2 separate regions of the Homo sapiens genome follow, and region 2 is linked to region 1. The links are chromatin contacts, found by Hi-C or POLR2A ChIA-PET in ENCODE. All regions are on one chromosome and are shown on one strand. The core of a region is the stretch at or near the end of the contact, and the rest is flanking DNA. Distances in the headings are between cores, read along the strand shown.

Region 1 (5,289 bases), core at 430-2,929:
GTAACTCAAATACATAGATAGTCATTGCTATTGGCAGAGCATAAGAGATAGGGGAGTTTTGCTATCTCATACAGCTATCCCAGAAATAAAACGATATCACTGGGTGTCCCTTACATGCTACATATACATTAACACAAATACTTAACAAATTTATAGATAAGTATTATTATCACCATTTTATAGATAAATAAATTAACTTTCTAAGGGTCTGATTTTTCTACTACACTGAAACTTTCTAATGTCCAAAGCACTAAAAACTCCTATTACATAGTATGGTTCCCTAAAACAGCCATCCCAGAAGTAACAAATTATGGCTTTTTCTCAAAGTGGAAGAAATCAAGAAGCAGCCTAATTTGACAGGGTGTCCTATGCAAAAACTAGACCCCTTGAGATACTCCAACCACTGTCCTGCCCTTTGTCTCACATGCATATCAGTATATCCAAAAGGAATACCAAATCTCTGGCTCAAACAAACAAAAAGCCTAAAACAGCCTCCAATCATCCCTCACTCTACCAAGATTGGGATATTTTTTGTTTTGTTTTTTTTTGAGACTCTCACCCTACTGCCCAGGCTAGAGTGCAGTGGTGCTATCTTGGCTCACTGCAACCTCCGCCTCCCAGGTTCAAGTGATTCTCTTGCCTCAGCCTCCTGATTAGCTGGGATTACAGGCACCCGCCACCACACCTGGCTAATTTTTGTATTTTTAGTAGAGAAGGGGTTTCACCATGTTGGCCAGGCTGCTCTCAAACTCCTGACCTCAAATGATCCTCCCCACTTGGCATCCCAAAGTGCTGGGATTACAGGCGTGAGCCACCACACCTGGCCAAGATTGGGATACTTCTTAAACAGTTCCCTAGGCTCTTTCCAACTAGATCCAACCAACTCAGGTTTTTTTCATTAGCATAAAAACTCATTTCCAGTCCCCATGAAAATGTGCCAAAAACATATAGACCAAAAAACATCAAATTTAAAATAATTTCGTGAGAGGTTTGCCTCAGTGAGCAGCCTTCACGATGTATTTCATGGGTGCACCCAGAGACATTATAAGCTGGGGGTGGGGGGTAGGGACTAGACGGGGACTGCACCTGACATTTCTCTCATCTGCATATCTGGTGATGACAAGAGTAAGAAGCCCTTTTACCTATACCAGCCTCAGTTTCCCCCATGGCAAAATGGAGTTTTGGAGTATAAGGAATTCATCTTAATATGTGTATAACTTGCTTCACAGTGACATTGTGATACTTGAATAATAACGAAATTTTTTTGTCAAAACCGTAGAAATCATAATATTTGATCCTGTAAACTACTGACCATAAGATGTATAAGCCAAATGGTAATAAGGACAACAAAAGATCATTTAGTCGTTGGCTTTCACTTTCAAATACTTTCCTAATTTTTTCGTCTTTTCCGATAGAGGGTGCTATGATTCTACATGGTGTCACCTTGTCACTAGAAAACAGCCTTCTGCAGATGGGTTTATTCTTCAAGCTCAGCGAATTTAAGATAATTTATTTACATCTTCCTTTTGTTTTTAAGGCTAGAATCACAACTTAAAATTTTTCTCAACATGCTAATTTCTGTGACTCCCGCAGCACTGAGGCTATAAAAGGAATGACTTCTGGTCTGTCTTGCTTTGCACAAGGCATTCCCCAGGCTCCCTGACCAACTCAGTTACGCACCAGCAGGGGTCCCTGTGTACACTATGGCAGCTGCTTTCTCTCTTTCTCTCTCAAGCTCTACCAGTCCCTCATCCACACTCCCTTCTATATGCAAAAGAGCAATTCCTAGAAAGCCATGTAGGGAAAAATAAATTTCTAAAACTCTAGTTCTGTGTCCCCTTTGATTTGCATCATGAATTTAGGGTGCTTTCCCCATGGATTTTGCAGTGGTTCCTACAGCCAGAAGCTAAGCTCTCCCCACACAGTCCCCTTCACTCACACCCCTCCTCGCAGTGCCAGGCAGCTAATGATCTATAAAATGCATGCATTCTCCTGGGAACCAATTCATTAAAGGAAAGGAGTAAATTAATCCTGTTAAAAATCGAGCTTGTGACTTTGGATTTACTGGCATAGGAAGTTCTGTGTGGCTCAATGCCAAACATTCACACACTGCCTAAGCCGAGTTTGTGAGAACCTACCAGGCACTGGGCACTGTGCCAGGGGTTATTCTCCTCTACTCAAACGTGACCTCCTGAAAGAGGCCTTTCCAACCACCCAGCTGAAATAGCACCCTCTCTCACTTCCTCTTCCCATGTCTTCATGTATTTTTATTCATGTTTATCCCTGGTGTATATCACACGTATTGTGCATTTGTTTCTGGAATGTAACCTCCGTGCATTTAGTACTTCAGAATCTCTGGGCCCTGAAGCACCAGAACAGTCCCAGGACATCATATGAACTCAATAAATAGTTGTTGGATCAGCGAATCAGTCAATGACAATATACTCAAAGAAGAGTTATAATAGATGTCCGCCCCCACTGCGGCCACCTAGCGGACTCACCTATATCACATACCTGTACGTGTCCCACTGCCTCCTGCTTCTATTCTTGCCCCAAACCATTTCTCTAGAGATACCACAGCCAGAATGAGCACTTAAAAATGTAAAGCAGGCCAGGCGTGGTGGCTCACGCCTCTCATCCCAACACTTTGAGAGGCCGAGGCAGGTGGATCATGAGGTCAGGAGTTCAAGACCAGCCTTGCCAAGATGGTGAAACCCCGTCTCTACTAAAAAAAAAAATACAAAAATTAGCCAGGCATGGTGGCGGGCGCCTGTAATCCCAGCTACTCGGGAGGCTGAGGCAGGGAATTGCTTGAACCCGTGGGGCAGAGGTTGCAGTGAGCCGAGATCATGCCACTGCACTCCAGCCTGGGCAACAGAGTGAGACTCTGTCTCAAAAAAAAAAAAAAAAAAATTTTTTTTGAAGCAAATTATATCACTCCCTCCCTATAACCCTCAAATGGCACCCCATCAAGAAATAAAATCCAAACTCTTTGCATGCCTATATGATTGAGCCCTGCCTGCCTCTCCGATTTCATTCACGGCCTTCTTTCTGCCCTCCTCACATGCCAGGCTCTTTAGCAAGGGCCTGTGTGACTTTGTTTCCTCTGCCTTGGATGCTCTTCTTCCCCGGCCTCATCCCTGGCACAATTGGCTGTGTTAGATATCATTAAGGTCTCAGTTTCAGACAATTTTATATAAATCAATGCCCTGCTACATTTTATTTTCCCCATAGCATTTATCACCATTTGAAACTATTTGTACATTTGTTTACTAGTTGATCGTCTGTCTACTCCCATTCATCCCATCCATACCCTCCCCCCCACACACACATACATGCACACACACACACTAGAATGAAAGCACCATAAATCTAAGTCCTCATCTATCTACCACTATACGCTCAGTGCCTACAGTTCCTGGCACTTAGTAGGAGCTCAGTGAGTATGTTTGGAATGGATGACGGATGGAGTGGATGAATACAGGGTGCTACGGGAACACTGTGGAAAGAGGGACAAACTCTGCTATCATTTTATTTTTCTAAGTCATAGCATGGAACTACGTTTGACAACTTTGCTTTCTATGGGATGCAAATATACCTTATAACTGAGTCTTTGCTTAACGTCACTTCCTCCATGAGGCCTCCCCTGACACACCTATCTAAATGTGTTTTTCTTTTATTGTCTTTCATATTACTGTGCACTTTTCTTTCATTTTTATACTTCATAAGTATCCATTGATTAATGGAATCGCTTGTTTCACTTTTGTCTACTCAAGTAGACCACGAGTATCAGAGAGAGCATCAGATCTTTGCGCTCATTGCTGTATCCCTGGGGCTTACTACTGTGCCATACACCTGGAAAATTCAATCATCAGATGAATTGATGTGATGACATTGATGTATCACAGTATTCACAGCACAGTCTAAAAAACTTACAAATGAGCAAGAAATAAAAATTGCATGTGTGTACCTACACATGCATTTTAAAGCAGGAAATGCTCTACACATTTTTAATTAAAATTTTAGTTTTTCAAATTTCAGAATACTAAACATATCATTCCAAAGTTCAGTCACTGTGAATACAAAGAGTTGGGTCATGACTTTGGTCCTGACATCGACTTTCCCTGTGACTTGGGATCAATTTATTGATCAATTTATTCAATTACAATCGGTCTCTGTAATCATTCCTCTAGCTGCACTGTGAGAATTAATAAGCTAATATCTATACAGTACACAGAAGGGATTCTGCTACAAAGTCCTAAAGAAAAACAAAAAAAGCAAAATACAATTTCCAATCCCTAAATTCATGAGTTTTATTTAGCTTTATAGTTGCTCTGATATTGTTTTCACCTCCTGAAATATTCTTCTCACTCCTCTTTGACCCCGCACCTGTGAAGTTAGGTTGCCTCAAGCCTGGGCCCTCTGTAATTCTCACCGCACCATCTTCCTCTAGGAGCCCCTCATCCATTCTCTCACTTGGCAGCACCAGTGAGACCTGCTCTGTTCAAGCTGTGCTGGGTGATGAAGTACCACAGTGATGCTACGTCTGCTGTTCAACTAGGACCATTACATGGTTGTTCAAATCTACAACTCAGGCCAGGTGCGGTGGCTCACACATGTAATCCTAACACTTTGCGAGGCCAAGGCAGGCCGATCGCTGGAGCCCAGGACTTTGAGAACAGCCTGGGCAACAAGGTGAAACTCTGTCTCCACAAAAAACACAAAAATTAGCCAGGCATGGTGGCACATGCCTGGAGTCCCAGCTACTCAGGAGACTGAGGTGAGAGGATCGCTTGAGCCTGGGAGGTCAAGGCTACAGTAAACCATGATCATGCCACTGTACACCACCCTGGGTGACAGAGTGAGACCCTGTCTCAAAAAAAAAAAAAAAACCACCTGCAACTGCAGCTTCAGTCCTGATGTCCTTGGCAGGCCTCAGCTCTGCCATTTACAACTGCTTGCAGCACACTTTCAACTAAGTTTCCTGATGATACTTCCAACTCAACATGTTTGAAATTACGTAGGTCATTCTTTGCCCTGGCTGCCTTCTTCTTGGCCATAGAACTACCATTTTCTCAAATTCCAAGCTTAAAAACCTCAGTTATCTTTGGCCCCAATTTCTCCATTAACCCCTTGTATCCAATCATCACACAAATCCTTTGTTCCTTGGTTTCTTCCAGAATAATCATCACTTCCTGCTGCCTCTACCACCTCCCCAGTCTAGGCTCCTTTCCCCTCATACCAAGATAGTTGCAACTGCCTTACAACCATCGACTTATCTATGGCTTC
Region 2 (5,697 bases), core at 2,852-5,351, 49 kb after region 1:
ACTGGCTGTACTTTGGACATCTGAATATGCAAGGCTTATAAGTTCAACTAATTGAGGCCATAACTTGTATCTGAATATCTTAGGGCACAGGGGGAGTTTGTATAGTTTGAATGTCCCAAGAGTTGAGAATCCCTGCTTTTGGGACTTGTTATAGCCAGAGCCCCCTTCTGCCAAGTTTGAGGGCCAAACCCACGCCCATGGCCAATCATGCCCCAGAGGTATATTGATCAAACTAGTAGCCAACACAGCTGCTAAATTTTATGGTTCTATGTCCCTACTCCTGGCCTTTTAACCCACCCTCAATGGTCCACTGAACTACTGATTTTTCGAAAACCACCTCCTCTCTGAAGTGTCCTTTCCTTGATTCCCTTATCATGCAATATTAATTGCATGCCCCTTGAAATGCTTATCAACATTGGGCTTAGACACTGTGAAGCAATTACTACAGGTTACTACAGTTATTTGTACGCATATCTACGCTTGCTGGACAACAAGCTCTTCCTTGGAAAGCAGGAGCCACATAGTTCTCATTTTTCATCAACATCATGTATCCGATACATGATAGATATTTACTTAATATTTCTTGATAACCACAGCTCTAAGATAAACATTAGTTTTTTCCAGTCTCCACAGAGGAAATTATATTATAGGTCCTAGAATCAGGATTTAAACTTAAGGCTATTTGTTTCCAAAATTCACGTCTTTTCCACCATGCCATGCCATGCCATCTCTCAATGATAAACAACGCAAAACAGAAGCATTTAGGTAAAAAATGATGAGCCCTCCCTACTGACGGAAACACATAAATGAAAGTTTGGAGAGATGATTCAGGCTAAAGAAGCTTAATCACCCAAAATGTAGGCAGTAAATGTAATCAAAGAGGTATGCACACAAAAAAATAGCACAACCGAAGGAGAATATTAACCCTCATTCCCTTTGCACAGAAGCTAGACTTCCTGGACAGACTTTATCATTTGTTTGTTTTCCTGAGTATGTAAGTATCAATATTAAGAAGAAAAACAAGCTGAATTAAATCTCTCTTTTCAACTTAGGTTTATTGAAAGAGTAGTTGAAAAATATACCATTGCTATCCTATTTCATTTCAACTCCTCATTTTCACCCTGCAATCCCAAAATTATAATGGTACGGTAAGAAAGAATGGTAATAACTTGGAACTTAAGATACAATGCAGACAGGCAACTTGGGCAACAACTTAACATTAGCCATCCAATATTCCAAACAGAATGGGGAATTGGAGTTAGAACCAAGCTACCCATTGCCATGATTCATCTAAGTTTTGCAACAAGAGGCCTAGCTTGCTTTGTGCCTTAGTTACATTCAATACAAATAATTCAAGGAATCCATGAGATGACACAAAATCCATCCCACATGAAACATTCTTTCCTGCGCTATCTTCTATCAGCATTTATTTTTATAATACCAAAATGAAGACATGAATGAATAAAAAAGGGGGCAGGCAGGGAGAGGCTTGTGTTCAAATGCCCACACTGTGTTCCTTTCCATTGAATTGTAATACTTGCATGGTATGAAATACTGGAGGAAAAACACATTTATTTAAGAAAGCAAGTCTCTTACACTTTCTTGAATACAAAGAAAAAATTAGCTACTTTACCCCTCAAATGAAAAAAGAATGATACTCCATCCAGTGTTAGTCCCAACTAAAGTCTTCAGTGAACCCATTATCAGGGACTACTGTAGAATTATTATTATTTTTTAAATTCCACTAAATGTGTGTCAGAATTACTGTACCCCAATTAGCAATAACCAAAATGTAGCAGTCAGTTTTGTTTGCAAGGGCTGTCTAGTCAATTCCTGGCTGATCCCTCCTGGTATTACTTTCATTATGAGCACTCAGAAGAATAACTGTTTGGATGGCTTGTTGTGGCAATTACGTTTCCAGGTTACCAACTACCAAACAACCCCGGGCTGAATGTAACTTCTACACGTACTGTTCCAAAGACTCTAAAACCTGCCCTATGTATCAAAAGATAAATTTCAATCTTCACACCGTGGGGAGTACAATAATAAACCAAAGTAAAGGGTCAGGTCACATTGTACAAACATATTGTTTGGGCAACTTTGCTCTAAAAAGTCATTTTGTCTAGCTTCAAAAGGAGAAGGAATTTGGCCTCTAAAACTATCAGAAAACCTTTTAAAATGGACCACCACAAAGAACACTTGAAAGAATTTCTCTCTTGTAAATTTGCTTTGCTAGTGTGCAAGGCAGGCTATCTTTGCCATTCAATACTCTTTCATCTCTTTCAAGATTAGTATGTTCACACAGGATCCCACAGCTCAAGGGGGACAGAGAGAACTTAGAAAGGAAAGAGTGGGCAGCCATAGCAACTGAGGGATGGAGAAACAGGATCCACAGGGAATGATGTTTGAAACTGAAATTATTCTATCTGAATAAGAGAAGTCTAGGTAGGCTGTGGTTTAATCATATTTTTCAATACTGCGATGAACCCTTACGCAGCAGAGTAGTGCCAAAAAGGCTTAAATTGCAGTTTTAGAAACTAGGCATTTTTATCGTTTATAGATGAATTATAACAACTGGGATATTTACTTTAAAACTACAATATTTGAGGAGAAAAAGAATATTGAAATAAAAAGAAGGCAAAAAAATGAAGGCTTCTTCCCTGTTCCTTCCAGGATGATAAAGATATATATTTGCTTTCTTTTGTTTCCAGCTCTTCCTGGCATCTTCCTTCTTTCACTCAAACAGCTAATGAAATATCGCCCCTTCTATAAAATCTTTCCTATCTAACTGGAAGACGGGAAGAGAATTCCCTCTGGTAACAATGTATAATTCCCATAGCTCTCTCTACTCAACCCTTTAAAGTGCATTGAGCCATTGCTTATACAGTGTTAATAAATAAAAGTTAATTCTTAGTTTGAAGTTTTTTAAGTTGTCTATATATACCTTTTTTTTTTTTTAATTCAGAGACAGAGTCTTGCTCTGTCACCCAGGCTAGAGTTCAGTAGCACAATCACAGCTCACTGCAACCTTGATCTCTTGGCCTTAAGCGATCTTCCTGCCTTTGCCTCCTGAGTAGCTAGGACAGGAATAGATGATATGGACTAGAATGGGTCGTATATTATATACAAAATGGTAATATTTTAAATCTAATCCTTTATTTGATATGCGATACTAAAGTACAAAAGTTATTGAATAATTATATTTAGAATTAACCTTTATTATATCTAAATAGATATTTGAATCTCGTCAGAAATATTTGGATATACTCAGCAATATCTAAATGCTTTTAAGTATTTTTTATAATTATATAAAGTAACTTCTTTTAGATTATCTGCATGTGAGTATACAGATTTCTCAGACTAAATTGTACATGTAATAACATATTTCTACTTGATTCTGATGACAGATTATATTTCAGGAGATCAAACTCAGTAGCTTCTTCATATTCTTTTTCCAATATTGGTAATCCTCCACAGGAAAAAATTTCCAAAAGAAAGTGTTGCTTCCTCAGCAACCAGAAAACCAAGAAGGAGAAATTATGTATAGATTGGAATAAACATGTTGCACAACTATTTTTTAAGTGTATTTAATTCTGAAAGCAATTAGGTGAAAAATCAGTTCTTCATTTCAGGAGGCTAAAAAATAAGAGATTTGGAAAGGAAGAGACCCTGTGTGAAATTCACAAAGTAACCATCAAATATACTGACATCTAAAGGCATGCGGTAGCTACATATCTAAATGAATTGTAATTGAAATACATTCCCAGTGTGGGAGACTGTATTTTCCAAAAATGGCCACAGCAATATTTCTGGCTCACATTCTTTTTTATAATTTTGCCACTTCCCATCAAGAGATGGAATCTATTTCCCCTCCCCGAAAACCGGGATATGACTTCGGACTGCCTGGAAGAATAAATGCAATAGGAGTGATGCTGCGTGATGTCCAAGCATCTTTTCCTCGCAGTCTCCCTCTTTTTTCCTGCTCCCAGCTTAGAACTCCACCACCATTCTGTAAGGAAGGAAAATCTAGCCCACAAGAAGAGACCACATGGAAAAGTCAGGTGAAGAGGAGGAACCAGGGCCCAATGACAGCCAACATTAGTCACCACTCATGCATGTGTAACAGCCCTCAGATGGTTCCAGCCTACAGCTTTTAGATCTCCAGCTAAGGCTCCAGACATCGTGAAGCAAAGAAAAGGCATCTCTGCTGCACCCTCCCTGAATTCCTGACACACAGGAATCCAGGTGCAGAATAAGTCATAGTTTTACGGTACTAAGTTTTGGGGTGACTCACTATGTTGTCTTAATAATTGGAACAGTTTGTTTGTTTTTTTTAAACTAAGCAATTTAAAACATAAAAGAACAGTAGTATTTAAAGCAAAAACTCATTACAGCCATTTTCATATATTAGGAAAACAGCATGATTACTATTCATTAAATACACAAACACACACACACATATTTCTGTGCACAAGACACTGTGTTTGATGCTGGGCTGGTATAAAAATGAGTATAAACAGGCATGGTATCTAACCTCTTGGAGTTTACAATCTAGGAGGAGAGTTAGACTTCAGCTATGCAACCCCACAAAGGTAAAATTCAGCTGTAGCAAGTGCTGCAAAGGAGAAAGGCCTGATGTATATCAATAATGGGGAACTGACCTAGTTAGGAAAATCAGACAAGACTTCCCTGAGGAAATGACACTGGTGCTAGGGTAAATATGAGCAAAAAAGGCAAAAAGAAGAATGAGGGAGAATGTTCCAAACTCAAGAGAACAGCCATGTGCAAAGGCCCTGAGATAAGAGGTAGCACAGGTATGCTGTGGACAGAAGAAAGGCCAGAAGTCATGCCATGTCCCTTCCATTGCATTTTATTCTTCCAAGTAGTCCCAAGTTCCATCCAGGTTCCCAGAGAGAAAAAACATACTCCACTTCTTGAAAGACGGTGGCAAGGTCAGAGAAAAGAGAGCAAAAGGAAGTGTTAGACTGTGGATCCTGAAAGGTATGACGACCCCAGAACACACATAGTATCTTTCAGACTTCTATTGACCAGAACTCAAAGTAAGAAATACGTCTTATGTTGCAATCCAATCCAATTCACACACACACACGCAACCAAAATCACAATTTCACAAAACAGTACTTATCTTTGCTATCTCTAGTGCAGCCTGATATGTTCTATTTTATGTTTGTATACATTTGTCACAACTACCTAAATTGATTTTCAACGTACTGAAGATTCATGAACTGAAGTCCAAAAAACATTGATGTAAAGTCTTGCAGGCTAAGTTTAAGGCATTTATCTTTATGCTAAGAGTAACAGGAAGTCACTGATGAGTTTTAAACTCAATGGTAACAGGATCAGATTAGTGTTTCCATATTCTGGATGAAATAAAATATAAAACAGAATGCAAAAGCTGAATGGGTGCAAGGAGACACAGTAGGAGACTACTGAGGCAAATCAGGCAAGGTGTACAGTAGCTTGGGTTATGATGGTAGAGGTGGCAGAAGTGGAGAGAAGAGGGTGAATTTCAGAAACAGGAGTTATAACTGATGGGCATGATTAAGCAGTGAGAATAAGGAAGGTTTATGACTCTCAAAACTGGAATGGATAGTGGGAAGTGAAGAGAGGAGAAGGAACATAGGAGGAAAGTCAGGTATAGAGCAGGGAAGATAGCCCTTGCAAACAAAACCGGCT

Evidence for each region. Hi-C counts contacts between places; a loop is a spot of excess contacts on that map. ChIA-PET counts read pairs that join two places held with the same protein, here RNA polymerase II (POLR2A). Pooled maps may share reads with other maps.
Region 2: a map of PC-9 shows a loop between it and region 1 (7-fold over the local background). The contact joins two enhancer-like sites. A Hi-C loop is called at or near these places in 4 of 168 maps with a recorded cell type or tissue (Caco-2, Calu3, HepG2 and 1 more) and 2 of 50 pooled maps. POLR2A ChIA-PET finds 5 or more read pairs at or near these places in 3 of 52 experiments (A673, Caco-2 and HepG2).

The regions. Positions count from the first base shown.
Region 1 is chr6:24,281,717-24,287,005 of GRCh38, forward strand. The region is part of intron 6 of DCDC2 (doublecortin domain containing 2); the gene reads right to left. Among named protein-coding and RNA genes, the nearest start is that of KAAG1, 73 kb to the right of the region's middle. Within about 2 kb of position 1,680, at least 4 of the 41 ENCODE cell types and tissues checked have a DNase peak (open chromatin) inside an H3K27ac peak, as active enhancers do.
Region 2 is chr6:24,328,355-24,334,051 of GRCh38, forward strand. The region is part of intron 2 of DCDC2 (doublecortin domain containing 2); the gene reads right to left. Among named protein-coding and RNA genes, the nearest start is that of KAAG1, 26 kb to the right of the region's middle. Within about 2 kb of position 4,102, at least 3 of the 41 ENCODE cell types and tissues checked have a DNase peak (open chromatin) inside an H3K27ac peak, as active enhancers do.